7 separate regions of the Mus musculus genome follow, and all the other regions are linked to region 1. A link is a loop called in an ENCODE intact Hi-C map of the cell type or tissue named here. Cell type or tissue: left cerebral cortex. All regions are shown on one strand.

Region 1 (4,000 bases):
GCAAACAAGGAGAGCGAGCATGACAGAAGTAAAAATCAATGGTGAGGGGCTGGGAGTGCAGCTTAACGTTAGTAAACACCAGGCCGTGGGCTTATCTCTAGCACCACTGGAGGAAAAAATATTAGTAACAGCCAGACAAGGTGGCACATGGCTTTAATGCTAGCACCATGGATGCACAACAGAATGGGTAAGTCACTGTCAACTGGGGCTACACATGGGGACCCTGTTTCAAAGAAGAAAAAGTCAATGATGGGAGAAGGAAATAACCAATTAAGGTTTAACAGTGTTGGTGGTAAATTTTTACAGTAAAAATGCAAACCAATTACAAGTAAAATATTATCAATAAAAATTCAGAGCAAGTATGATCCTATATCTCAATCAATTTCTTCAGTATAATAAATTATATAGTTTTACATCCTAAAAATGTTTGTTCATAATTAATATGTTTAATACCCATAATATCAACAAATGTATATTAAGGTAAAAGACTGTCTACATGAACTATGTGAGTCACAAGGTAACCAGAAAATATTTCTGTGAACAGACTGGTAGAAATAATTTGCAAATAAATAATTATCACAATCATGAGAGGTGACAGTCCACTTTCTAAAACAATCGAAGCTATATGAGGAATGTAGAGTTCACTGCTGTTCCTTGAGCTTTATTCGTTTTTGTAAATATTTCATATGTAAGGAATATCTATAAAACAATGGTTAAGTGCTAAGAAAAATCTGAGCAAACATTTGTTTGGAAAAGCTAATTATTCAAAAGATCCAACCCATTTTTGCTAATCACATTAAAACAAATAGAGAACATAAAATGTAAGTATGCAGGAGAAATAATTTCATCTTGATTTTCCAAATAAAGTTAGCAATAAAAATTTACTGATACTTTTTTAAAAAAATACCATGAGGTATATGTGTGTGTATCAAACTACCTGAATATAACTTTTGACCTCTAAAGATCCTCCTCAAAGAAAACATGACTATAAATGTGTCTTTAATCACATGAAAAGTCCTGAATAAGACTACTTACTGCTTATAATCACATAAAAAGAATTTAAAAACAAATTCCTAAAAAGAAGTATTTACTATAAGCACTCTTTGCACATGTGTACACAGTTTATTTGCTTTATGGTGGACATGTGCATTTAAGTACAGTATGCCTTGTCAGTACTAATTCGAGGACAATCCAGTATAGTGATGAAGGACAGTTAGGAGCCAGAGTTTCCAGCCAGAGTTTCTAAATTAAAACAGCATTTCCAATTCTCAGCTACATAATCTTTGGCAAATTAATCTGTTTCCATTTCTCCTGGGTAAAATGGAAATAACAATATATACCTCAAAGAATTTTGTAACTGTATAAACAATGTACAAGACTGTCAGGAAGTGTATGCTGTATAAATGTAACCTACTACTACTAAAGTAATAGAGTCCCATGTTCCTGAGCATTTTTAGCAACCTGAATTAACTAATATCAGATACTATTTAAATGGGACATCAAATCTAAGATCTGGTTAACATGTGTTCCTAGCTATGCACTTTAAAGTAAACAAGTGATTAATAGATCTACATAGCCACTCCAATGATAAAGAACAATCTGAAAAGACTGTTTCCCAAAAGTTGCAGCTATCAATTTCTTCCCTTACACAAGGGGGCAGTGATAACAAGGAAAGAACAGGGTTCTGCAACACCTCTTCCTACAGACAGTAGGGGGTGGCAGTGCATATGGCTTACAGTCAGAACAAAACAGGAAGACCCAACAGAACTGCTCTTTATTCTCTTCTGGCCCTCTTCTCTCTTTAGCCTCAACAGAGCCTCTTCAGAAAAGGCTAAATATCTTCAGAAAAGACTAAAGTTCAAAATTAATCAAGGAAAATCCAATTTCGTTTTTGAAGGAAATGATCCCTCAATGAATGAATCTGGAACCAGGGCGAAGCCAATCACTATGAATTTTCAGATTATCTGGCAAATTACTATAATAAGAACAACATTCACGCAGGTAATTCAATTTATAAGAATTCCAACATAACACACCAAGATATCATCAATAATTAAATACACCCTGGTGAACACATCAAATATTTCTGCTTTTGTTTCAGTTACACAGATACTCAATGTATACACACGTTATTTTTAATGGCTCATCTAGCTGTCTTTTGTTACTTTTGAAATTACAGTATGTTCTGACAATCCTCTCAAAACACAGATGTTCTTAGATGGAAGTCACAACGTTTTGTAGCATGTGGACACACACACACACTTAAGAGAGAAAGATGGGGTTGAAAGGAGGAGGAAGAGAGGTAAGGAACAGTTGTTTCATTTGTTTCTGGTTTTCCCTCACATCCCGAAGACAATTTACCTGGTAAATGCTACAAGGAACACTAACTACATTGACAGTATCCATGTTGCTGCATTTTATGCCAATTTACTGTATAGCGTTTTTATCTTATCTCACCATCCCATCTCAAGAGCTAAAACATACCAGAATATTCCACTATTGCCAGGCTCTGTAATTAGCCACTGCCATAGCTTTTGGCTCCAACCCTTCAAAATGCCTGAAAATTTATCCCTTTTGTTCACCATATTGTTCTGTTTTCCTTGTTCCACTTATTTTCACCTGTAAAAAAGCCAAGGCAGGGACACATGAAAAATCGTTCCCTTTGCCTAACGATCCTGAACACACAATTACAGTCAGGGTGCTTGGCTTGTTTGTCTTTTTTTGTTGTTTGTGTTTTTCTTTTTTTTCTTTTTTCCTTGAGAGGAGCAGAGGAGAGAGTGAAAGACATCCAATCTTTTCCTAATGCTAATGACCATTGTTTATGTTTTCTGGGAAACATTTTAAACATTCCACACCTGGAATAGAGAGACAGGCTACAATTGCATGGATGCTCTACATGTTGATGACAAAATCTGAAATCATTTTAGCCCCATTTTTTTCCTTTCCCATCTCACAATCAGACAATCTTTTTTTTTTTTTTTTTTTTTTGCTTTCACGTGGGTACTTTCCCCATGTCAAAAATCGCAGCTCCTCTCGATCTCCTACGACAGAATATGTAGCAAAAGCCCCATTAGTCTTTTATTATAGTACACCTCCTTCCCCAAAGGAATTATTCATGTTCCTAATAACACTTCTACCATGCATTTCTACGCCACAGAGGCCAGCCCATCCTGTGCCTTTACCTGGCACATTTCACAACTACTTTTATGCTGCATTCAGGGACACATTTTGCAACTCGTTCTGCACCACATTCCTTGCCACGTTTAGCAATCTGCCTCGCATCTCATCCCGGTCCCCGTCATCCAAAGACCCTCCAGGTACCAAATACCAAGACCAACCTCGGTGACAACCAAGTGGTAGACCCCGGAGCCCTCCGAAGCCGCCCTCGGTCCCACATTCATTCGGAGGCAGCCTGCCTTCCCCACGCCTTCGACACCGGAGGCACTTCACTGTCCGTTTCCCAGTCTCCCTGCTCGCCCCAGCCCCCGCAGCTGAGGCGTCGCAAGCGAACGCCCCTGTCACCTCACCCTCACCGACCCTTCTTCCCTGCTCGCCCAGCCCTTACCTGCCGTTCTAAGGGGCGCGGCGCACCTCGGGGTCAAGCCCGCGTGCCAGTGGTCTCCGGTGAGGACCGCGCCGCCCGCGGACGCCCCACGGAGGATCCGCACCTCAGTCGGGCTCGGCGGGGCCTCGCGGCCGGCGAGCGCTGGCAGCCCGCTGCGGTCCTCCTGTCAGCGGCGGCGCGGGGGGGACAGGCTCGCCCCTCAGCACCGCGGCGGCGGCGGGCGCCTCGCTCCGCCTCGCGCGCGGCACAGCCGGGAGGTGAGCGCGAGGGGGATGGGAACGGGGGCGGGGCCGCCCGAGGAGGCGCGCGGGGCGGCGGAGGGAGCGCGGCGCCTGCCGCCTGGGGCCCCGCGCTAGCGGCGCTCGCAGCTGGCCGCGCTGGGCGGGCGGGCGGCTGGCGCGAGGCGGCTGTGGCCAGCGGGCCCCGCCGGAGCAG
Region 2 (4,000 bases), 240 kb after region 1:
AGGCTCAGGGATCTGGGGAGGAAAAGACATGAATAAGCTCATGTCCCTTCTCATATTGCCTCCAGTTGCCATGGGGTCCAGGTCCAGGTGACACGATCCCAGGCCCAAGGGAAAGGGGAACATGACCCACTGCCAAGTCTCAGCCTAGCCTCTATGGTAGGCTGGGTACTCCCACCCCATGGCAAGCTATGCCCCCGGCACCCAGTAGCAACTCCCAAGGGTTGCCATCCAAAGACAACTGGGCTGATGGGTGATGGGGGCCTGCTGACCTGGGGCCCCTGCCTTACCCGCTCTGGCTCCACCCCGACCACGCCCTTGGGGCCCCTGCCTCCCCCGCTTTGGCTCCACCCCGACCACGCCCTTGGCTCTATTCTTGCTGTTCGTTCATTTCCATGTCAGACACCAGAATGTTCTTCTCGGTGGCCTCTGCGGGGCCAGAGTGGCTGCTGCGACTGTAGCGGGCCCCCTCGAAGGACCCACGCTCCGCACTCTGTCGGCGCCGGTAGAGGATGAGGGCTGCCGTCATCAAGGCCAGGAGGAGCAGCACCGCTGTCAGCACCACCACCAGGGCAACCGGGCTCTCGGGGAGGGCTGCTGAGATGGAGGTGGGGAGTTCACATCAGGCCCCAGTCATGACCACAGGGACAGAGGAGCCAGCGAAAGAACCAGGCCGGGGCTCGCTCATTCCCTCCACTCACCTGATGGCAAGAAGCTGTTCTCTTCCACTGTAGGAGAGGAGAGAGCCAGAGAATCACAATCAGTCCTCACAGAAATCATAGTCACAATTTAAATAAGTGCCTGTGAACTGCTTTGTGAATGTCACCTTGCAGAGTCACTGAACCTCCCAGGACTCTAGGACCTGGCTTCTACTATTTCCGTTCTATATATGAGGAAGCTGATGGGACAGGTGTGTGTGTGTCTATGTATGTGTTCTTATAGGTGAATATAAGCAGATACTTGTGAGTGTGCATGTGCGTAGAGGTCAGAGGTCAAGGTTATTGCACTGTGTCTTCCTTGATGCCTCTCTACCTCGGTGTTTTGAGGCAGGGTCTACCACTGAACCTACAACGTATGGATTCAGCTCATGGCTGGTGAATGAGCTCCAGGGGCCTATAAAACACAAATACACGTCTCCCTTTCTGTCTTAGGGTTACAGGTGATGGCACTCAATGTTGGGATTTTATTGGGGTGCTGGGAATCTTAACTCGGATCCTGGTGCTTGCGTGACTTTACCAAATGGACTATATCCCCAGGCCTCAGAGTCAATACGTGAGTGTCCAGGGCTTGACCATCCCTTGTCCCTAACCACTATAGAATGATGGGGCTTGCTGTCCTCTGGGCTTATGTGTACTTTGGAAAGTTGAGGCCCTGCGTCAGTCCTTGCTGCAAACTAATGTACTTGATGCCCTCCGGCCAAAGCAGATGCCCCTGTATATCAAGTAACCCTAGACCCAGCTGGACATCCAGCTGTGAGTCCAGCTATGGGCCCAGCTGTTGACCGAGATCCTGGCTTACCTCTAGGGAGCTTGCAGACAACTCCCATGGTGATGTTGGTACAAGCCCCGGGGCGCCACAGTCCGCTGCTGCTCTGGATCCAGTAGCAGCTGTTGTGGCTTAGCATGCTAGGGCCCAGGCCAGGGGGCCCCCAGTTAGAATAGTTCACAGCTGTGTTGTCTTGCCAGACCAGCGTGCCTCCTGTGGAAGGAACCCATTGGGAAGGTGTGGGAATGGGAATAGGTGGAAGGGGGGTTTCTAGGTGGGAGGCGATAACCACGATCCACTGCTGTACTTTCACAAGCCTGGAGACAGTGGTAAGCATCCCTCTTGCAGCCTGAGCCCTTCCCTTCCCGTACACAGAGCACCCACCTTTGGGGTTGAAGTTCATGCCCAACCAGGCACCTCGACTTTGGGCTTCAGCTGTCTGCAGGTGCTCCCAGACAAACACATTCTCCATCTCATCAAGAATGGACAGAACCGTCCCACCAGCTGGACACAAAGAAAGCCCATGTCAGGACAAGCAGATTCTCCTTATGGTGATAGACCCCCCCCCCAAACTACTTCCCCCCCCTCCCGCTTCACAGCAACCCCGGCACTCTTCTCTGGCAGCTCAAGTGCAAGATGGTGTGAATCTCAGCACTTGTGGACCGTGGGATATTCTGTAGATGACACAACATGGTCTGTGTATTAAACAGCGAGGGGAGCTTGAGATAAGTGCCTATAGGCAGAGGGGAAGTTCTTTCTCCAGGCCTCAGAGTCCCGGATCTGGGCTAGGCTGCTCTCACCCACCTTTCTGACAGCGCTGCAGCGCCTCCTTGTGGCCCAACAGCACCTCCATGTGGAAAGAATAGCAATGCTCCCTGAAGGGAATCCAGGACGAGTCAGCCAAGCCCTGAGGACAGCTGCCACGGTAGTTTATCCTTCGGGGTGGGGGCCCTGTTGGAGTGCAGAATTGAAGACGTAGCCCGAACATCTTCCCAGAACCACCTGCACCTGCGCAAGCCTTGGCCCTCACGGGTGGTACTCACCCCTGCTCACCCCACACACTGCCCCCTGCAGCTTGGTATCACAGCTGGTGGTGCGCCAGGTTCCATCCACATCCACGTAGGCACAGCCTCCCGAGTGCTGGGGCTCCTCATCTTGCCAGCTCACATAATTCAGAGGCTCCTCTGAGAGCCAGGAATACCTCCGTGAGCCCTGGGTATTAGGTAGCCATAGGTGAGAATAAAGGGAACATACTCTCAAGGTGGAAGGAGGAAGTGAAATCAAGGCAGAAGGTAGGGTGGGGGTAAGCGAGGCAAAATCTTGACCTAGGAGCCCACCTCCTCACTGGCCAGCCCGATCCACAGTGGTGTTTGCAGCCCCCGTGCAGCCTGTGTGAGGAAGGCTTGTGTGTAGGGATCGGGCACGTGTGCCAGGCTGGCATTTCGGCTCTCACACAGCAGGAGAGCATCTTTCCAGCGCAGTGGCTTCTGCAGCAGCCGGAAGGTGTGGTTGAGATAGGAGAGCTCAGCGCCCGGGGCAGGGGGTGTTGCTGCTGGGGATGGGCTTAGCGAGGGGTCTACAGGGAAAGGGGGCAGGACTCAGACCGAGCTCTGCCCCATCCACCCTTACCCCATTCCCAGGTATGAGACTAAGCTAGGGAAAACCAGACATCAGACTCAGAGCAGGTCTCCACTGGGGATGGCCAGTCGCCATCCTTATCAGTGAGCTTTCTATTTGCTAACATGCAGAAGGAGCTGGAGATGCCTTGACGTTGAACCTCAGGGGTTCTGACCCTAGACATAGCAGCATGTCACACACACACACCCCCCCCCCCCCCGCAGACCACCTGCTTCCCAAGCAGATACATGACTCTGGAGGGACCTCTATGGCCCCTGAAAAGAGATTCAATGTTTGGTTCCTTCTGGACCGGCCCAGAGCAGCTAGCCAGTGCAGGGGTGTCTCTGTGTAGCAGCTGCGTGTACCTGTGCCCTTCTGGCAGATGAAGCCATGCGTCTCCTCTGTGCAGCTCCGATCATCCCAGCGGCCAGTGAAGTGGGCTGAGGGGCTGTGCAGGATCACCGCACAGCTGGTCTGGGGGAAAAGGCTACTTAGGGGAACCTCAGTGGCTGCCCCATCTAAGGACAGCTGAGGCTGGAAGGGCGAGGTAGGGGAGAGGGGGACAGCGACAGAGAAAAGCACTGTGGTGTGGGTCCTCACCGGCTTGGTGCCACTGGGAGCAGGGCTGGGGCCAGAGGGCTCTCCTGGTGCCCAGTTGGTATAGAGCAGGGGTTCTTGTTCAATCCACTGGAAGTCCCTCTGAGAGGCATGCAGGCCAATCCAAAGGTCAAAGGTCACGTTGGGGAGGCTGGCTGTGATAAATGCTGCAGTCCCCCAGAAGAAAGGAAAGAGTGATGGGGTAGCCCCTGTTTGCTCTGCTGTAGCGAGTTGTGGGGAGACACCAGCACCTCCCCATAGGTTGACCCTACCTTGCTCTAAGGGGTTTGCAATGGTGACCAGC
Region 3 (4,000 bases), 130 kb after region 1:
AGCTAGTTTTGAAAATTAGTCAGGGGCTGGTAAGATGGTTTAGTTGGCTAAGCCACCACATCTGATGACCAAAGTTTGATCCCTGGGACCCACAGGATGGAGGACGAGAACCAACTCCTCCAAGTTGTCCTCTAGGCTCCACACATGCACCACGGCACATGCTCTCCATCATACACAAAATAATATCCACACATGCACCACGGCACATGCTCTCCATCATACACAAAATAATATCCACACATGCACCACGGCACATGCTCTCCATCATACACAAAACAATAAAAAGTATTTTAGTTTTTAGAAAATTGATCAGCCGTATTCCCAAGTTATTCTGAAGGCCGACATGCCTTCTCACTTTCCCTCCTCAGGAAAGGGCTCCTTTCCTTGTTTAGTTTTGTAATTGTAATTTAATTTTATTTATCTATTATCTGTGTGTATGCATGTCACACGTTTATGGATGTCCTCATAGGCAGAAGATGGTGTCAGATTCCCGGAGCCAGAGATAGAGGGAGTTGTGAGCTGCCTGACATGAGAAACCAGAACTGAACTGGGGTCTTCTGGAAGAGCAGCAAATGCTCTTGACCACTGAGCCATCTCTCTCGGATCCTTTTGGTTTGTTTTTTTGAGACAGTGCTCATGTAGCCCAGGCTGGCCGTGAGTCTCACAATCTTCCTACTTCCACCTCCGGAGTGCTGGGATTACAAGATGCACCACCACACCCAGGGTGGAATGATTTTAACAAACAACAAGCATGGTTCGTGCCAGGCATGAGTGAAGGCAACACAATGACCTCAGCTGATGAAAACAGGAACTCATTAGTCATGGAAGACTCAAGGCAAAATGACCCTGTCTAAGCATTTCGAGGGAGGCCACTTGGCACAAAGCTCTGTGGCCTGTAGAAGCTCCTGATTGTACGCTTACAAGGACCTTAATTAGTTAGTAGTCTGTCCCCCTCCCTCCCTGCCTTCCTCTCTCCCCCTCCCCTCCCCTGTTTGCCTCTGTCTCTCTCTCTGTCTCTCTCTCTCTCTCTCTCTCTCTCTCTCTCTGTGTGTGTGTGTGTGTGTGTGTGTGTGTGTGTTAGGATTGGCTATTTCAACACCATTGCGTACCTGTGCCAAGTCCCCATGAACATGGCATGGCAGTCTTAGAAGAGCCTCCTGACAGTTTGCTCTGGATTAAATACTTTATTTCGTTGTTGTTTTGAAACCTCCACAGGCTTCACCTGAATCGTTACACTTCCGGTTGCCCTTTACAGAATTCTTAGATTCAAGTAAAGGATTTCTTGTGGCTTATTTGCAAATGCAGGTCACCTCGGTGATTAGAACCCATGACTATTTAAGCCCCTTTCCTCTCCTCATTTACCAGGGGCAAAAAGTAATGGCACTTAGGATGCTTCCTTCCATGGAAACTGTTTCTTCTCTCAGGCTTCCACTTTTCTCTTTGGCCACACTTGCTTTTTAGTACAGGAGCTGACCTGCTTTGTAATTTACATGTCAGGGTTAAGTTTACTCCTGAAAAGCTGACTGTCTGAATTGCTTTGTAGCTTCTTTAGGAGCTGATCTTTGCCACTGCCTCTTTCTCTCAAGGGCATGATGCTTTCTTCCAGGTGTGTTGGCACCTGTAACCTGTAACCCCAGCACTGGGGAGGCGAAGGTAGGAGGACCAAGAATCTGAGGTCAGCCTGGGTAATGCAGTCATGACCCGACCCCCTAGAGACCCCACAAAATAACAACAACAAAAACAAAGCAAAGGGGCTGGAGAGATGGCTCAGCGGGTAAGAGTACTGACTGCTCTTCCGAGTCCGAAGGTCCTGAGTTCAAATCCCACAACCACATGGTGGCTCACAACCATCCGTAATGAGATCTGACGCCCTCTTCTGGAGTGTCTGAAGACAGCTACAGTGTACTTACATATAATAATATAATAAATCTTTTTTTTTTTTAAGTATAGGAATGTTTCATGCTGAGACAGGTAACTTCTCCAAGCTTTGTACTTTGTGTTTTAGCAGTAAAATGTGCCTTGGAAAATGAAACTACCAATTAATGTTTGTCTTCTCTCATTTAAACCTCACAACAGCCTTTTGGGGGTGAAATGTACTTTTTTTTTTCCTCTAGCTCTTAAAACAGAAAATTAAAAATCCATATCTAATATATGCCAGTATGGTAGTGTCTTTTTTCTTACTTAGTGGGCAACATTAATCTGCTGGGAATGGGAGTCTTCTCCCGGGCTCTGGATCCATTCCTTGTCAGGAGTCCTTGGCTGTGTCATCTCTATTCAACTATCTCTCTTAGTCCTCAATGTCCTCCTCTGTTAATCAGTAATAATAATTATCACTAATTACCACTACTACTATCATCTCTGAGTTAGGTCCTTGGTCTCTAAGAAAAAGCTTCCCGCTTCTCATTTTACTGCAATCCCCACAACCCCCCTCCCCCCACACAGAGTCTCTGACAGAGTGAGGAGGTTTCCCTAGAAGGCCCTCACTTCCTCTAAGAACTGGGATTTCAGGCATCTGCCATCACATCCACTCTAAGGATCAAACCCAGAGCTTCATGCCAGACAGGCACTGAGCTACATCCCAGAAAGTGTCTCAAACTTGGGGGTCCTTAATTATAGTCCTTTGAACAGCAAAGACCATGGAAAGAGGTTCCATGGTATGTCTTTACCAGTCAACGATTTAATAGAGAATCTTTGTTAGCCGGCTGAGAACAAGACTAGAACATGGTGTTGCAGGTAAAAAGTACCTGCCACCAAGCCCGACAAGCCGGGTTTGGTCACTGGGAGCCACACGGTAGGAGAGAACAGACTTCAGCAAACTGACCTCCCCTTCCCTGCACTGGGGCATGTTTGCCCTCTCACACATCCAATAAAAATAAGATGTAATAAAAATCTTTAAACATACTAAAAATAGAAAATGGTTTGGAAAGGGAGAGCAATGAAGGTCAGATGAGAAAGAGCCCAAAACAAAGACTTCCCCAAGGCATATTTTGTCTAGACTCTGTGTTGCTCAAGATACGTCTTAGAAGTTGGCGTGAAGGTGAGAAGGAGGGTTTGGCATGTCCTAGAGCCGCAACTGGCAAGAAATGACTCAAGGACAAAACCAAGAAAGCAAGTCCTGGGGAACAAATAGGGACAGTCACAGTCCAGAGTCTGGGGCTCACTTCTTAGGCAGTGCTGGAGTCTGAGAGTGGCTTGTTGGTGATTAAGACATGGGACCTAGGCTGTTTACGTGGCACAGGGAGAGGTGGACCTGGGGTACGACTGACAGGGGCTCAGAGCGTCCTTGCAAGGTTCAAACATCAATCCAGTTTAGAGACCACTGAGTCCTAAATTAGGGGTGGTAGTGATAAGAATAGAAAGGGTGTCATACTGCAAACACAAAGCCACCACCTGAATGTGGGCTTACAGGGGCTGCATAGAAGTCTCCTGGACCCCAGACATGTGGAGACTCTGGGACACTGGTGAAAGTTCCAACAATTTCTATTGTCCATCTTCTTTGCTCTCCGCCCAATCTAAAATGCCCTTAGGTGACATCAGTCAGCAAGGTACTAAGTACCTAAATATGCAAAAGAAATAGAAGACTCAAGGCTGCCTATTAGCCCCTCAGTGAAAAATAAACGCAGCCTAGAAACAGTGATGTAAACCAAGAACCTGGTGGGCACTGGTCTAAACCTCCAAGCTCCTCTCTCCTGGAGAAGCCCGTAATGACTACTGTTAACTAAGAGGCTAGCTTTCGGGCTCCGTTCTGAAGCTGATCGGGTGCCTCCCTTAATTGTTTATTTCTGCTCTGAGGTTGGATCGGAACATTCTGCCTGAGATCCCTGTATAACAACCATTTCAAAGAGTGCAGTATCTTTTCTTCTTTTCATTTATTCCCTTTACTGTTTTATTTAATTTTTTTTCCTCTCCCATTTTCTAATCTTCATCTTATAAGAAACAACACTGAGTCTGGGCGTGAACACAGACAAAATCAGAGTGCCTATTCCTAGAGCATCTCTTC
Region 4 (4,000 bases), 84 kb after region 1:
GCTGAGTAAGGCTGGAAGAGTTAGGGAGACCTGGGAGGAGAATTTTAACAAGAGGGAAGAGACAGCAAGAAGAAAAGTTACAAACTACAGAAGATGAGATGCAAACTGTTATAAGCCAGGAGGGGACTTGGGACCCACTAAGGATTCTGTCTCCAAAAGGCTACCCTGTTTGGGGAACTTGCTAGAAAGAATAAGGGAGAGAAAAAAAAAACACCTCAAAGAGAATGTTACCCACCTTTACTTAAAATATAGAATGAAAGATGCTGTTTTAATAGATGAATTTCAAGGAAAAAAATAATAAAAATTAGGGGCATTGCAAGTGATCTGGGGGGCTTCAGGGCTTCTAGACAAGGCCAGGTTAGAAGCTGGGGAGCTAACAGGGCACTTATTGCAGCTTGGAAAATTATGAAAGGATCCAATCTTGTGAAAATAAATTAGCTTATTAGAATTAAGAGGTATCCTCAAGGTTTCAAGCAAGTGGAAAGAAAAGGTTACTAAATGTATTGAACTCATGATGGGAGCTTGGGCGTAGTTCAGTTGTAGAGCATGTGACTAGCATGCACCAGGCCCTGTGCTCAGTCTCCAGCATTCATACACTAACCACACACACACACACACACACACACACACACACACAAAACCAAATGCAATGTCTGGCATTATCCTGCAAGAGGTAGCAGCACAACCCTGAAGATAGAAATAGGTTCAAAACCCTCTTACATAATGTTGTGACATCTGGTACAAGCATATTATCCTGAGGGAAATCTGATTGTCATAGATGACACAATAGGGAGGCCAATTGCATATTCCTAGCACACAGCTTTTAGCCTCATTCTCAGCATCACTGGGGAAGAGTTTGTAAAAAAAAAAAAAAACAAAACTGTATATATGAATGTATATCATCAAGAGCCTGCCTTGTGTTTGTTACCACAGCAGATGCATGTACAAAGATGTACATGTGTGTGTGCACGCACACATCATCTTTGGTCCTCAATATCCTTATACAAATGCAATTCCTGGCCTGAGGAAATGCTCAGTAGGTGAGACATCTGCTGTGCAAGAGTGAAGGCCTACACCAAACCCTAAGAACACAATGGCTAATCTTGGTCATCAGCTTGCGAGGCTGGTACTGTCCAGCGCCAAGTCTACTCCACTGTCTGTCCTTATGGGGAGGTCTCCTTATGGATTACCTCCATTGTCACAAACTCCAGAGGACTAACTGATCAACACTCCTTTAATCAGCCGCTATAAGGGCTTTGAGCTTCCCTGTCATAGAGAAATGAGGGCTGGTACTGTGTGTGCTGATTAGGATGGTCTCCATGCCCCGCCCCTTACCTCATCAGTCAGAGTGCTGGATTTGAACAAGACAGATGCGTCTTCTGATTCCTTAAGTTAGAGTTTCTCAGCCTTAGTTAGCTTCGTGACACTGCCAGCAGGATACGTCTTTATCCTTTATGTGAGAGTGTTGAGCTTCCTCCCTGCTCTACACCTACCAGATATGGATAACAGAATCATCCATGGTGCAAACCCTCAGCTGTCACTCAGAGGCACAAGGTCACATGCCCTTTCTCAGCACACTGACTCTGCCCAGCCCCCTCGGAATGTAAGGGAAGATGTGGCCAAATGACACCTGTGGGTGGAGTCTGGCTTTTCTGGTTTGAGAGAGGGAGGGACTGCATCACAGATTGCTGGCTTAAGACATACTTGATGTCCCCACGAGACGTTAAAAATGTAGAGCTTTCAATGTGCAGATGGCTCGCAGTGCTTAATTACAAGCTGAAAGCTTGCTACCATTTCCCTCCCTCTCCCTGCCTGCCTGCAGCAGCCCGCCAGGAGCAGTGGAGGCATGAGCAGAAAAGAGGGAGGGAGCAGTTGCCCTTTCCTGCATCCTTATCACACACTAATTATTTTATTCTAAAGAGACAAAGTAGAGACAATGTAACATATGATTCTGACGACAAACACTTAAAAAAAAAATCTGCCTGTTTTTCCTAGAGACCAGAGCATGGGATCTGGTTGCTAAGCAACTGGGAAACTGCAGACTCTTGTACTGGCCATGCTGGTTTTGGAAATGAGCCATAAAAGGAATTCCCCAGTGAAAAGGGATCCCATACCATTGCCTGGTTGCCATGGACACCATACATAAGTGATGGATCCTAGGTTACAGGCCCTGCTTAAGAAAAAAAAGATGTTGTCTCTGCTTAAAGATGGAATGGTAACAGAAAGATAGGAAAGCCTTCTTCTTTTACGTTCACGCAGACACGCCCTGGCCCCTTTCCCACGTGCTCCCCTGAAAGAGAACTCTTGACTCTAAGTGCCTGAGACATTCCATCCAATTTCAGCTCAGCTTTTATTTAATATGTTCCAGTCTTTACAGGAGTTGGAAGGGAACCTGAAATCTGGAGAGCAAATTCTTAAACAAGAAAAGATGCTTCAGTGGCAGACAGGCTGTCTGTCTGTCTGTCTGTCTGTTGTTCACCCCTGTCTGGGGGCCACACAGCACTAAGATCAGGCACAAGGGCAACTCTCTATAGTCACATGTTCTATGGGAATTAAAAGAAAAAAAATCAAGAGAGATTATCAGAGGACAGAGACAATAGCCGTGACTCGGACATGAAATTGGCTTGTCATGCAGAGTGAGGTAACAACAGGCCACTGCAGTTCTGCCAGAAATTAGAAACAGACTTCAGATAATAGGAGCCAAAATGTGAGGCAAATAGAAAGAAGCGGAGCTTAAAGCACAAAGAGATGTGGGGGGCACTGGACTTCCTATGGAAAACAGACGGGATGGGCCTCAGAGCATCCACAGCTGCCTCCTCTTGCACAGGACATTTGACGCAGTAGACCCGAATAACCTCTAAGTGTCCCAAGGAGACTGAGGTCCAAAGAGTCCGTATAAGTTACGGCCAGACATAGTTACCTTAAGTCACAAACATTGCTTGCTTTATAGGTTTTCTGCGTTGGAAGTCCAGAAGCATCTTGCCTGGGAACCCCTGACTTGGGATCTTTTATACAAGTACAGTGAAGATGCCAGAGGGGCTATAAAGAGGCTCTTGGGAGGGTTAAGAGCTCGGCTGGTTGTTGGCCAGCCACAGGTCCTCTGGCTGGTGATGGAAACTTGAGGTTCTTGGTCTGAAGTCTTGTTAGTCAGGTCATTTGCAACATAATGGCTGTGTTCCCTGGAGCCAAAAAGCATCAAGACAGACATTGCTTTCTTTTTTTAATCAAAACTTAAAAGTGGTATCCTATCAGTGTTATAATGGGCCATTTATTGGATTCAAGCCACAAGCCCCAACCCACACTGAGGAGGTTGAATTCCTGAAGGTCTGAACACCATGAGGTGAGATTCACTGAGGACTTCTCAGAGGCACAAGAACCAGGCACAATTCCAGGCAAAACCATGAAGAAGAGAGATAGGCCATGGGAGATGGAAGAGGGGTGAGTCCTGGCAACGTCAAGGAAGCCAAAGGCAGAAGCAGAGATAATGTGAGACCGTAACACAGAAGAGAGGGAAATGAGCAGGGAGAGGGGTGATGGGCTAAGGCAAAGGGTGTAAACTGTGAGACAGCGGGGAAAACAGGAAGCGGGGCAGCGGCTGAATGGGAAGCGAAAGAAGGAATCAAAAGGGAAAGAAGGAGGAAAGAGTAGAGGTGGGGGAAGTAGAAGCAGGAAGGGGCGGGGAGCAGGATGCTGGGCAAAGAACTTCTGGACAATGGGGACAGAGGGAGGAAGCCTCGGTGAGAGGTGGGGAAATGATGCGAGGGAAGTGCACGGAAGGGCAGAGAAAGGCACTAACTTTGCACTAACTTAGCCTGGTGCACTCGTAGAACGAAATAACAACAGCCAGGATAACAAGGACTTGCTGAGTGCTAAAATGTTCGTGTTACCTGATGTAGTCTTTATTGTCGGCCCACAATGTATATGATGTTATCTCTAGTGTCTCGGAGGTGAAGATATTGAATTTTAGAAGGATTAAGTCCCACTCAAGTCTATATACCTT
Region 5 (4,000 bases), 230 kb after region 1:
GGGAGGGCTGGTCAGATGTCTGTCTGTCTATCTATGAGCACCTGCCACAGAATCTCAGGGCAGAGTGAGGTTGCCTGGGCCGCCCAGAGCATTGGCATCAGAGGTTAGTAGAGTACACCTGATGCATAATCCACAGGTTACCAAGACCCGCTATTCTAGACGAAATCCCATCCTTCCCCTGCCCCCCCCCTCCCCTGGCCACAGAAAAGAGCCTGTGGACAAGAAGTGCCTCCACCCAGGCCAGGGAGTTGACCGGTGACATTGTCCAGTGACATTGTCCAGCACCCCCTGTTTTGTCTTTAGCCTGTCACAAAGTCCCTGTTCTTCCCAGGGAAATAGCACCAAGCCCTCTGTGACAGGGCCCACATCCTTGCAGCCTGGCACAATGGCTCCCATGGAGTCCACAGCATTTCTTATTGTGGCATAAAATGCCATAAAGTCAGAACAAAGAGAGCCCAGGGCCTGGATGGGTCGGCAGCTTCCTGCCGAGCAGAGAATACAAGCGATTGTTTAAAAGCCAGTGGCGAGGCAAGTGGCCAATTAGCACAGCCTCCCTCCCCGCAGCCTGTAAATTGTGCCTGGACCATCAGAAAGGGATTCTGCTATTCAGATCAATTGCTGAAAGGAAGCGAGTCTGTTCACACTGCCAAATATAGAAGCCCGAAGCAGCAAAGGTGACCCGGGTTATCACTGCACTGTCCTTGGGACAAGCTGATCTCCATCGGTGCAGAAAAGCAGCCCTGATCCCCAGCACCTTGGCGAGTCACAGGAGTTCTAGGACATTCCGAGGCCAGGGAGGTACACATCTGTTCACAGCTGCATTGTAAAAACAATTCATGTCTCACTGTCTTCTCTCTCACAGTTGTCAAGAAATTACCCACAACCCAGACCGGAAGAAAATGAAAGTAGGTTTGGGGGTGCATCCTGTCCTGCCCCCAGTAAGGGTGCCTGCTAGGTTGCCTCTTTTCTGCTCCTGTGTTGAATCTATTACCCTGGAAGGAAGTTATGACCACCACCCAGAGGCAACATAACCCCACCAAGCTCGGGAAACGTTAGGCTTAGCTGGAAATCAATCAAGACGGCTGGATGTGGAGCAGATAAGATTTTTTAATTCATCCTGAAACCAAGGGAAAGGGTCAACTAGGCGGAAGAGAGTGCTTTCCTTGTTAGGTCCTCTGGCATCCAGCCCGTGATGGAGGGTTGGTTGGGTTTTTTTGTTTTGTTTTGTTGTTTTTCCTGCCAGGATCCTGCCTGGGATTTTCCTTCCCAGATCCTAAAAGCAGGCTGGTTAGCCATTACCAAAGAGAGCGCTCCTTTGACAAGCAAGCGTTTTGATTGGATTTTGATGACATTAAGCACATCAAGTGGGTCTGTTGGATTCAGAGGTTGAACAAAGCCAACAGGTCTCCAGCCTCCTTCAGACTGGTTTCTTATTCCATAGAAATTCCCCCTGGAGAAGATGAGCCTAATTAAAGCAGAGGGCTCAGAGGCAAGCTTTAAGGAAGACTCTATCCACAGAGAGAATAAGTGTCGCAGGGAATTGGAGGGATGTGACAACTGGGTCTCTCTGGGTTCTTCAAGGAGACAATTTACAAAAGCCTGCCCAGCCCTGAGAGCTTTAGGAGAGTGATTCCCACGCTGGCATCCACAATCTCGAGAACTTACCCGAAACACAGATTCCTGGGCCCTCCCACAGACTCCACTCCAGCGGTGGGGTGGGGCTCTGGAATGTGTCTTTCATGCACAGCCCACAGGCAGGGTTGATGCAGCCCATTGCAGGGATGCTTTGTGGACCCCTCCCCTACACCCCCCCCCCACACACAAATAAATACCTGACCAGAAGAGACACTGCACCAGTCCAGAGCTCCCCAGGGTGGGGCCAAGACTGCATCCTAGGAAAACCAGTTTGCTATTCAGGACACGCAGTCCTAGGGTGCCAGGCTCCCGGTGTTCAGAGATGGGGAAGGCCCTTCTTCATTACAAAAGGAGCTCTTGGAACCCCAATCCCTACGTGATGTGAGGTCCAGACCAACTGAGCGAGATCTCAGGGCTGCCGCCTGGGTGCTCAGAACTCGGCCTTGCCGCCTGGGTTCAGCCCAGGAAAGCGGCGGTAAGGTGTCTAAAAGACCATTGTGTGTCTGCCTGCACACACCACCTCCCAGGGACCGCACCTCGGCCAGGCGTCCGCGCACGGGTTCTCAGCGTGGCTTCGGCGAGAGCCTCATGATCCTACAGAGACGTGACAGGCAGCAGGGCTTGGTCCCCAACTGGGAGACCTTCAGAGGGTCCTGTCTCCTGGGCCCCGCCCCGCCTCCAAGATGCCCGCAGCGCTACCCGGTTCGGAACCTGCGGCGACGGGCGCGTCCGAGAGCGTTCGGCTGGGCAGGGGCGCCCCCTAGTGCTCCGTGCGACCGCTGTATCCGGGAGCCCGCGGGGGCTCCCCCAGACTCAAGGTCAAAGCAACAGGCAACCTTGGCTTCTAAACCTGCTGTCACAGGAGGCTGCTCTCTCTGGGAGAGTGTAAGAGCATCCCCAGGGAATGTTTAGAAAGGAATCTAGGCTGGCAGCGTGGTGGCCTAAGCAGACTGTGGGGAGTTCCATTCCAGGCTGCATTGTATAGTGAAGCATTTGTCTCAACCACCACCAACCACCACCACCACCACCATCACCACCACCACCACCACCACCTCCACCACCACCACTACAAAAAAAAAAAGTCTCCACAGAGAAGGAAAGAAGGGTATTCATTTCCTTCTCTGTCGCTCCCATGCAGATGGTCCCTCTGACTGTCTACCACTCATTTGCTGTCTCAGTTGGAACTGGCCCAGCTCCAGGATCAACTATTCACAGGCAGTAGGGCAGCAGGCTCTTTCCTGGAAATACAGGCCAAGTTCCTTCTATCTGCCCCCAGCCTACACTTCCCAGATACTGATAGGGAGGGGAGAGCCAATCCAGGCTGTACGGACGGAGCCCAGGACAAGAGGGACTAACACACGGACCTCAGTGACTGACCACTGGCAGCCCTTACCTTGTCTTTGTGCCAAAGCCACTATCAAGACAAAAGTCAGGTACCAGAAGTAGAACCAGGAGAGGCCAGCCTTTCCCCTGGGCCACATTCTTCCTCTTTGGTCCCTCCAGCTTGTCATGACTCACCTGCTTGGCAGCATTTGGTTAATATGGCCTGCCAGCACCAAGTCACAGCTGTGACCTGCCATCCCAGTTCAGTCCAGGTAAACACAGAGGTAAAGGACAAACTGTCAGGGCACAGAGGGTGGCACAAAGGGTGCCAAGCTGTCTGTGGCCCTGTGGTGCCAAGTCAGCCTTCTTACTGTACACCACTCCCTGAACAAAAGACCCCCCCCCCATCAGTAACACTGAGGAGAGGGCGTCTCAGGCAGATCCTTAGATGTGTGAGCCAACCTGTGACAGGGCTCCTGACACAGCTTCTCTGACAGCTGCTTCCCAGCTGGCCCAGATGACCGTCACCAGAGCCAAAACTAAGGCCAGGAAGAGGGCTCACGACCTGCTGATACGCATGCAGGTGTGGGGTGAACCCAGGCAAGCAAGAGGGCCAACTCCAGGATGCTCCCAGCTTTCAAGGGAAGTACTCTGTGGGCGAGAGGCTGAGAAAGCTGGAGTGGCCGGGGCCTCCTTGAGACCAGAAACAGAGCTGAGAGGGTCTGGGTGTGAACAGCCAGGTGTCATTTGCTCTGGTTCCCCCACACACTATTTATTCTACTGTGATAAAGTGTTTCTACATAGTCTGCAAACGTCCCCTCAAACCAAGACAAAAAGGAGCAACGAGAACAAGAGTTTCTCTGAGAATAAGGAGAACCCTTCTCCTGTCCCATCTGTTGTGCTCGGACCCTTCTGCCACTCCCAGTGCCACCCTGCCCTGCTCTTTGTCACCACTGTGCAGCAGGGTTAACTTGGAAACATCAGTCTGGAAGAAGACAAGGGCTCTACCTATTCAGCTATTCTACCTATTCTATTCAGCCTG
Region 6 (4,000 bases), 320 kb after region 1:
CAAGGTCACAATCACAAAATCACATGCCCAGGCACAGGTATGCTTTGTGACTCTCACTGTAGAAAGTACTAGTGAAAAGCCAATAGCAGGCAGGAGTGCTCACAGAACTGTGAGGCAGAGCTAGGTGGGGTCAGGTGACTGGGAGAAGGATGACACAGGGCTCAGTAGAAAGGAGTCTCAAACCCTTTAGGACATGCTAACAAACAGGAATATGAGGGAATCTATAGATTTGTTGTTTTGTTTTAGGCCTATCCTTAATTCTTGACTTAACAATTCATCATCCTAGAAACAAATCCCTCATCCTATTAACACAAGGAGAGGCTTCTACTTGAACTGTTAAGAATTCAGGGCTATTTTTTTAAGGCAACTAAACAACCCTGTTCTCTGCTGGCTTGTACAGTCAGCACTGTGTAATAAACACAGATCTCCAGGGGACAGACTATACAAGCACTCTCTCAAGGGTTTTCAAGAACAGAAAGAAAATAGAAGAAAAATTGATATAGAAAATCAAAGTACTAAAAACTCTACTTCTGTCTTAGCAGACTACATCAGGATTAATTGTTAATCACTAAGGAGTCAGTATAACAGAGCCACCTCCCCACCAGCCGATTTGGCAGACTTCCTCCCTGATACCTACCAATAAGTACCAGCTCCTTGTGACGTCAGCTCCATGCCATCCACTGAATTGTAGCTATCATCATCCATGATCTTGGAAAGACCAAAATCTGTAATTTTTATCTCTCCACATGCTGTACCATTTACTAAAAGGATATTACCTAAAAAGATAAAGACCTTTATGAATAAAATGAGACTTCTTTATTAAGAGAAAAGACACACAAGAAGGGAACAAGTGAATTCTAAATCTTTGGAATAAAACAGTCTAATTCTAACTTTGGGAGAATCCTCAGTGTCCACTGGAAATTTCTATTTTCTTAGAATTGCCTGTTTAATGTGCCAAAATCCACGCTGGGCACTGGAAACAAAAATGACCTGCCAAAGTAAAATATTACTTGTACAGTTGATTTTTTAAGAAGAAGAAGAAGAAGAAGAAGAGGAGGAGGAGGAAGAGGAGGAGGAGGAGGAGGAGGAGGAGGAGAGGAAGAGGGAGAAGAGGGAGAGGAGGGAGAAGAGGAAGAGGAAGAAGAAGAAGGAAGAAGATGAGGAGGAAGAGGAGGAAGAAGAAGAAAGAGGGAAGAGGAAGAGGCGGGGGAAGAGGAGGAAAAAAGAAAGAAAGAAAGAAAGAAAGAAAGAAAGAAAGAAAGAAAGAAAGAAAGAAAGAAAGAAAGAAAGAAAGAGAGAGAGAGGGGGGGGGGAGGGGATGGGAGGGAGGGTGGAGGGAGGGAGGGGAGGGGAGGGGAGGGGAGGGGAGGGGAGGGGAGGGGAGGAAAATATGTGGGAAAATTTCACATGAACTTTCAGTGTGCTCTCTATGCTACCAAGCTTAGAACAGCAATTTCAGGAAGGTGGGGGTAGGGGAATTATAAAGAAAACATTCTTGGGAATCAAAAATGGTGCCACAGCGCCACCTATAGCAGGAAAAGTGTAGTGACTTTTCTAGAAATAGAATGGTGAGTGGCTAAACTTAAAGGTCACAGCCAATAGCTCCACATAAAAGGAGACAGGCACACACATTTAAACAGACAAAAAGCGAGCTAACAGAAATATAAAGTAAGGGATAAAGGCTCCTTGCCTTTTCCTGATGCCTACTAAGTTAAATGATAATTTAAAAAGATAAAAACTGCTTGGGTCCTTAAGAAAATGAGGCAAGGCATATGTATACTTTATCAGGGAGACCTGAGACAAACTGCTCCATTCTGTGAGTAATGGGAAAAAGCCAAAATAGAACTTGCCAGAACAGCTGTTTCTAAATGTCATCATTAATTTTCCTGGTTCAGCACACAAGGTACTATTTCCCCACCCATCCCCCCTTTCCCAGCACCAAGCGGCCCAGGACTCTTCTTCCCACGTTACCCAGGCATCTACAGTGATAGACTGTTGGGTCTTCTTGGCTCCTGTCAAATTCTTTGACTTAATAAACTTAAAAGTCATTTAATAATATCTCCTGAAAGTTAGCCATACCTGGTTTGAGGTCATAGTGTATGATGGGAGGTTTTATTTCATTTAAGTACTTTAAAGCATTCACAATCTGCATAATAATGGATCGGGCTTCTTTCTCCGACATTAATTTGTGCTGTTTTAGGTAGAAGTCCAGGTCATTCCCTTCACAGTATTCTAATACTGTACAAAACCTGAAGGCATAAACCAGCATTTAACAGTGGAGTAAAAAGCAGATCAAACCACCTAAACCACTCTCAGCAGAGCTCAGGTCTCAGAGCTTCCATTCCTTCCTTTGTTCCTAAAACTTCTTCTATTCCTTTCTATCAGCTGCCAAAGGCTCAGAGGGCGAGACACTTGCTCTCTGGGAGATGAGCTTCTGCAATCTCCATAGTGGCATCAACTGTGCCAAAGTTCATTATGGCGCATTTCTTCTAAGAACACTGACAAGAACTGTAATGTGTGTCTAGTCACCCTCTTATAGCAGGGTCTCCTCTGCATACCCATAGCACATGTCCATTATTACACAGTGATCAATCACACAATTATCCTTGCACGTGTCCAATATAAGTGTATACACTAAGGAAGAGTCTAAGTTCTGCTCAGGTCTCAAGAACTAGTTGTATACTATGTCTGGCAGAAGACTACACAAATGTGTTCCATATGGTACGGATTCTTTTACTTATATTCATGCCAATATATCGCTCATATCCCCCATTTAAAATTGCACGTTATTGTTGGCACTACAACTAATGCATCTATCTCCCCAAGTATTAAAATTGATGTATGTTTCCTTGAGCTACTTGAATATTCCTGAGAGATATATACTTTTTAAAAAAATATTCCTGAGAGATATATACTTTTTTAAAAAATCTTTTTAGGTTATGGTTTATCAGTCAGGACTTAACCAAGAAATAAAAAACACTTGAATATTGAAGACAGAGGCTTTGATTTACAAGCTGAAGATCTAAGAAGACAAACTGTCCAGTAAGGCACCCTTGTGACTAGTTACAGCAGGAAACTGTTAGCACCCTAAAGCCAGAGGGTCAGAGGAAGAAGGTGGTGCTATTCGAAGTCAGGTCACCAGGGAAACTAGAGCTATGTGCTTACTCACTGGTTGAACCCAGATGAGCGCCCACTGACAGCTTACCAGAGATGCCCCCCAATGCAGTAGAAGGAAAGGAAGTAGTAAACAGCTATAAGCTGAACTTCAAGCCACACTGCAACTGACTACAAACACACACTTGCAGAATCTCAGGACTGAACAATAAACTATAGTTTTTATGACACCTAAAATGCATGGTAATGCTCTGAGAGCCTATCTGAAATGCCCATTCTTATCTGAGATGCTGAAATGAGTCAGACTCTTTTTCTTGGATATACGTCTACACAAGGGCTGCTTGTCTGAGAAAGCTTCTGGGTGGATAGACCAAACTCTTAGACAGCCTTAGGAGAGTGATGTAACATCGACGGGCAAGACCTAAGGTATCTTATGTTCTCCTGACTCAGGCCTAACTGCAACTAAAAAAGTTTTCAAACACTGAAATGTCCCTAAACCCTGAATAAACCAAAGGCTCTGCAGCTTACTGACCTTATTGCTATACACAGGATTATCAAGAGGACCAAAGATCTTACATTAATAATTTTATTTTTTTGATATTTGAAAAGCCTGAACCCTAAGATCCCTCCCAGTTCTAAAATCCTATTGCCCAGAAACCTGTATTCCAACAACCTGCGTCACTAGGTTGTCTTTCCTTTTGTCACATTAACCATCCTGCTTTAGGATAACAGGATGATGATGTGTGTATCAGCCTCTAGATTGGGCCTGCTAGTGGCACGTCAGCAGCAACTGGAACCAGTTCCTAAGGACTGACTGCTACACTCTCGGGAACACGGTGAGCTGGCTAGATACTGTACATAAGACTAACCAGAGTGTGATAAATAG
Region 7 (4,000 bases), 130 kb after region 1:
TACATAGAGAGGTATACACACATACACACACACAGATACACGCATACATGAAGAGAGGAAAAAATACACACACATAGAGATACACACACATACACAGATACACACAGAGAGATTCACACACATATGGAGAGAGAGAAAGAGATACACACTCACAGAGTTACAGAGATCACACACATAGAGATGCACACATACACGCACACACATGTGACAAGGAAAGGCTGTAAGGAGAGGCTATAAGTTAACAAACAGGATATATGTAGTAGATCAGGGCAGGACATAGGACTGTGTATCCATCCTAGAACTAGAAGTGCCTGATCCTTCCACATCTCTTCTCCTGTCGATTGATAACACACTTTGTTTGAATGACAACCTGAAGTTTTCTTAAAGACCAGACTAGGAATCATGAGGTCATAACTATTATTTCTGGTGATGAACTTCCTGGTAGATGTAAATAAAACGGCCCACATGAGACGTCAGAAATGCCCGCAGGTAAGCATGCATGCATACATGCATGCATGCATGCAGGTGCTGTGGCATGGAGCAGGTGTGAAGAGCTAGGGATGCAGCTCGGTGACTAACTGCTTTCCTGGTGTGTGACAGGCCGCCGTTCTGTCTTGGTACCATGGAAAGAACAGCAGGTAAAGCCTGTCGCAGGCCTGATGACCTCAGCTTGACCTCTGGATCCCACACGGTAGCGAGAAAACCAACTCCTGAAAGTTGTCCTCTGATTTCTACACCTAGATGTGGTAACACAAATATATCTGTAACACACACACACACACACACACACACACACACACACACAAAATAAATAAATAAATAAATAAATAAATAAATAAATAAACAAACAAATGTAATACTTTAAAAACCAAAAACACCACCCCCACCCCCCAAAAAACAACAACAAAACCCCTCTCGTGTGGTTTTCTGTGGTGCTTGGAATAAAGTCCAGTCCCATCTCTCAGAGCCTTATCACTTTTCCTCACACTGGCCCTCCGGCTTCCTGGCTTCCCTTGATCTCTAAGCTTTCTTTTGCCTGAAGACTTTCCCAATCTCATTATCTCCATCCCTGGAGTCCTTCTCATCCTTTAAGTCTCACCCAGCGAGACCATCTTCAACTACCACATTCCAATAGCTTCCCACTCTCCCCACCATGACAACCAATATTCCCCTGTCACTATTCCCTATTAGCAAAGTCTACTTACCACCTGTTGGTATTTATTGATTTGTGCGGACATAAATCATCTTTGCCACTTAATAGCCATTCAATAATTATTTGCCAACCAAGCAAACACATTTGGTATCCACAGCCTTGATAAGGGTAGCAAGCTCCAATAACCACACTTTGTTCTATCCCCTCCCTCCCACTCCTGGCTCTCCCAAGTCTAGTTCCCACCTGTGCCTGGCAGACACTTGCGCTGCCCCAAAACACCCTTAGCCCAGACGAAGGGGAAGTGAACTGCTGAGCTTATGTCGGGCAAAGGCAATGCAATAGGGGAGAAATGAGAGAGACTGGCTCATCTGCTGTCGTCTGTGGCATTACAGAAACAGCAAGAGAACCAAGAAAGGTTTCTGGGCTGGGGTTTGGGGGCAGGGCTCAGTGGGAAAAATCACTCGCTGGGCAAGCATGAGGACCTGAGCTTGAATCGCCAGACGTCATGTAAAGCCAGACCACAGTAATGCATGGCTGTAATCCCAGTGTTTCTAAGGGGAGATAGGAGACAGAGGTGGAGGAGTGCCTGGAGACTCTGGGGCCAGCTAGCCTGGAACACAAGAAGCAAACAAGAGAGCCTGACTCAAACAAGATGGGAAGTCAGGACTGATACACAAAGTTGTCCTTTGACCTCCACACACGAGCCATAGCATGTAACAGTCACACACATGCATAGACATCATATAAAAATGATGAGAAGAAGAAGAAGACAAGAGGGCAAGTGTCAGTGATGTTTTATGTCAGGGATGGATATCCATCTGTGCGCTCCCTACACCATCCCTGGGAGGAGTGAAGAGCACTCCACAGAGCTGAAGCTCCATGAAGCAAACATCTCAAGAGCAGAGCTTAGAAAGAAGGCTACCTCTGCTCCCCTGACCGACCGAACAACCGACCGCTCTGGGGGTTTTTTGTTTGCTTTTTTCTGGAGGGTGGGTGTTTTGTTTTGTTTTGTTTTCAGCTCTGGTTTTCCTCACTTGCTCTGCCCCTTTGCCTGAATACAATGCTATAGTATAGTCCACCAAAGTCCTGGACATGCTTGGCTCTTATGCTCCCTGGCTTCTTGATAAGCGTCTCTTTTGTTTGCTTGCTTTGGCCTGAGCATTTAATTTGTCCAGAAACCTATTTACTGCTCGTGTGTTTTTCTCACACACCCCCCACCTCCCCCACCCCCTACCCCAGTTCTGGAGATAAAACCTGAGAGCTTGCACTCACTAGGCAAGTACTCTACTGCTTGCCTAGTGCACTGTTACTCCCCATGTGGGATTCTTGCTGCGGTCGTAGCTTCTGAAGGCTGAGCCTCATACAGGCAGGGCTTGAAGATCAGCCCATAACTTGCACTCTTGGCTAAACATGTATGGCCTGAGCTTATCTGAAGTCCAAACAAATCAGATATTCCTTCTGGACAGAAGTCAAATTCTTTCCTTTGGTAACCATTTTTCAGAAATTAAAAAAAAAAGCAATATATTTGTTCAGAGTTCTTGTAATCAAATCCAATCTTACATCAGAGGCATTAATTGCCATAATGAAAGGCTCTGAATACTCCAAATCTTCCAAAATAGATAAAGCAATAAAGGTTTAATGGAACTTCTGAGAAGCATTTCAGCACTGGGAGATCCAAGCCGTCGAATGAATCTGTTTCCTCTTTGTAAGATAGTACAACAGGCTAGCTATGACTCTAACAGAGGGAAATTCTAAGAGCTCTCCTACAGGACATGCTTTATTAAGAAATTAATTGTAGGGCGTGTGCCAATCTCTAACAGAGTCTACTTTATTCCACAGAAGAATTGGATTGGGAACATCTGATCTTTGAAAACCCAACTGGCGTTACTAAGTTTCATATCGTTTCTGGATGGCTGCAAGCCTCAAATGAGATCCACCCTCCCTGTTAGAGAAGAGGTCTCAGTAAAAGGGGTCTCTGAAATGCAATCTAAAAATTAGCCACGGGGATAATAGCAATGTTTTAAAGACATAATAAGTCTTTGAAGGCGTTCTTTGATGTGGCGGATATGTACCTTTGGCTGTCAATGTACACCTGTAATGTAATCAACGGCCGTCAGGACTGGGTGTTGGGCGGCGGCCACTTACAAGGCACACCACCAGGAACTCGGCCTTCAGTGTTCCACTCATTCTCACAGGAGAGGAGGCCCTGATTATTCTACTCCCAACTCTGCGGATCTTCAGGTTAAAGCTGTTTGCTCTCGAGCCGCAAATGCCACTGCTGGGAATTTAAGCCAAGTTCTCTTGAAGCCATACTACACTGCTGATAGAGTAAATGGAAGAGGAACAGCCCGGTGAAGCTCAGCAGGAGGGGACCTCAATGAAGCATGACGTTGTGACGTCTCCAAAAGCTTGGAAGGAAATCAACCAGATCAGTTATCAGATGGAAATGCCCTGGGTAGGAGGAAGGTTATTCCTCAAGGTCTGCTGCTGCTGGATAAATCCCCTAAGAACAAACACACAATTCCCTTAAATCTAATTCAATATGCATCTAGTCTTCTTTAATTCAGCCTCCTGGGGATGCCTTTCCACAAGGAGCGAGCACCTTGCATGCCTAACAAGGGTCAGTCTGCCAGATTTATTCTCTGGGGGAAAAAAATTGATAGTAAGATCACTGAGAATCAGTTCCTAAATGATTGATTCTGAGTTAACAAAAATGGATCCCTGGGGCTGGAGAGACAGCTCTGTCGATAAAGTGTTAGCGTCACGCTTGTGGGGACCAGGGTTCAGATCTCCAGAACTCATACGAAAAGCAGAGCACAGTGACCCATGCTGTGGTCATCCCAGCAA

What was found. A loop is a pair of places that touch in the nucleus more often than their neighbours do. Peaks named below come from ENCODE experiments on the same cell type or tissue, not always from the same donor. Only the 100,000 strongest peaks of a DNase experiment are listed, where the experiment ranks them.
Region 2: a loop joins it to region 1, with 4 times the contacts of the local background. A loop is called at or near these places in 22 of 42 quality-filtered maps.
Region 3: a loop joins it to region 1, with 6 times the contacts of the local background. A loop is called at or near these places in 10 of 42 quality-filtered maps.
Region 4: it touches region 1 in a loop (2.8-fold over the local background); 6 of 42 quality-filtered maps call a loop at or near these places.
Region 5: it touches region 1 in a loop (5-fold over the local background); 32 of 42 quality-filtered maps call a loop at or near these places.
Region 6: a loop joins it to region 1, with 2.5 times the contacts of the local background. A loop is called at or near these places in 11 of 42 quality-filtered maps.
Region 7: a loop joins it to region 1, with 2.9 times the contacts of the local background. A loop is called at or near these places in 9 of 42 quality-filtered maps.

What each region holds. Positions count from the first base shown.
Region 1 is chr11:105,589,815-105,593,814 of GRCm38, reverse strand. It overlaps Tanc2 (tetratricopeptide repeat, ankyrin repeat and coiled-coil containing 2), which reads right to left and starts at 3,829. Exons shown (of 26, transcript NM_181071.3): 1 at 3,566-3,829. In left cerebral cortex, a CTCF peak has its summit at 1,687 (motif pointing right); DNase peaks (open chromatin) are centred at 1,720, 2,449, 3,336 and 3,772; H3K4me3 peaks cover 2,740 bases; H3K27ac peaks cover 2,003 bases.
Region 2 is chr11:105,346,293-105,350,292 of GRCm38, reverse strand. Mrc2 (mannose receptor, C type 2) reads right to left here. Exons shown (of 30, transcript NM_008626.3): 21 at 3,969-4,000; 22 at 3,700-3,863; 23 at 3,465-3,573; 24 at 2,820-3,058; 25 at 2,526-2,694; 26 at 2,287-2,433; 27 at 1,867-1,986; 28 at 1,516-1,695; 29 at 699-725; 30 at 1-594. The coding sequence ends at 368. Among named protein-coding and RNA genes, the nearest start is that of Mrc2, 56 kb to the right of the region's middle. In left cerebral cortex, a CTCF peak has its summit at 2,332 (motif pointing left); DNase peaks (open chromatin) are centred at 2,325 and 2,893; H3K4me3 peaks cover 549 bases; H3K27ac peaks cover 518 bases.
Region 3 is chr11:105,456,914-105,460,913 of GRCm38, reverse strand. All of the region lies in intron 1 of Gm39417 (a long non-coding RNA gene), which reads right to left. It also overlaps a transcript of Marchf10 not described here. Among named protein-coding and RNA genes, the nearest start is that of Marchf10, 2.2 kb to the right of the region's middle. In left cerebral cortex, a CTCF peak has its summit at 1,931; a DNase peak (open chromatin) is centred at 3,192; H3K4me3 peaks cover 625 bases; H3K27ac peaks cover 1,368 bases.
Region 4 is chr11:105,506,147-105,510,146 of GRCm38, reverse strand. It overlaps Gm35828 (a long non-coding RNA gene), which reads right to left and starts at 1,590. Exons shown (of 3, transcript XR_880249.3): 1 at 1,336-1,590. In left cerebral cortex, a CTCF peak has its summit at 1,873; DNase peaks (open chromatin) are centred at 1,546, 1,802, 1,995, 3,685 and 1 more place; H3K27ac peaks cover 1,976 bases.
Region 5 is chr11:105,361,421-105,365,420 of GRCm38, reverse strand. It overlaps Marchf10 (membrane associated ring-CH-type finger 10), which reads left to right. Exons shown (of 12, transcript NM_172568.2): 11 at 863-905. LOC115487808 (a long non-coding RNA gene) reads right to left here and starts at 2,576. Exons shown (of 2, transcript XR_003949780.1): 1 at 2,172-2,576. In left cerebral cortex, a CTCF peak has its summit at 2,405 (motif pointing left); DNase peaks (open chromatin) are centred at 1,315, 1,673, 2,229, 2,820 and 1 more place; H3K4me3 peaks cover 2,172 bases; H3K27ac peaks cover 2,458 bases.
Region 6 is chr11:105,267,875-105,271,874 of GRCm38, reverse strand. Tlk2 (tousled-like kinase 2 (Arabidopsis)) reads right to left here. Exons shown (of 22, transcript NM_001112705.2): 18 at 2,080-2,249; 19 at 638-776. Among named protein-coding and RNA genes, the nearest start is that of Mrc2, 23 kb to the left of the region's middle. In left cerebral cortex, a CTCF peak has its summit at 1,538; a DNase peak (open chromatin) is centred at 1,525.
Region 7 is chr11:105,462,291-105,466,290 of GRCm38, reverse strand. All of the region lies in intron 1 of Gm39417 (a long non-coding RNA gene), which reads right to left. Among named protein-coding and RNA genes, the nearest start is that of Marchf10, 7.6 kb to the right of the region's middle. In left cerebral cortex, no CTCF peak of the experiment used is centred here; a DNase peak (open chromatin) is centred at 1,538.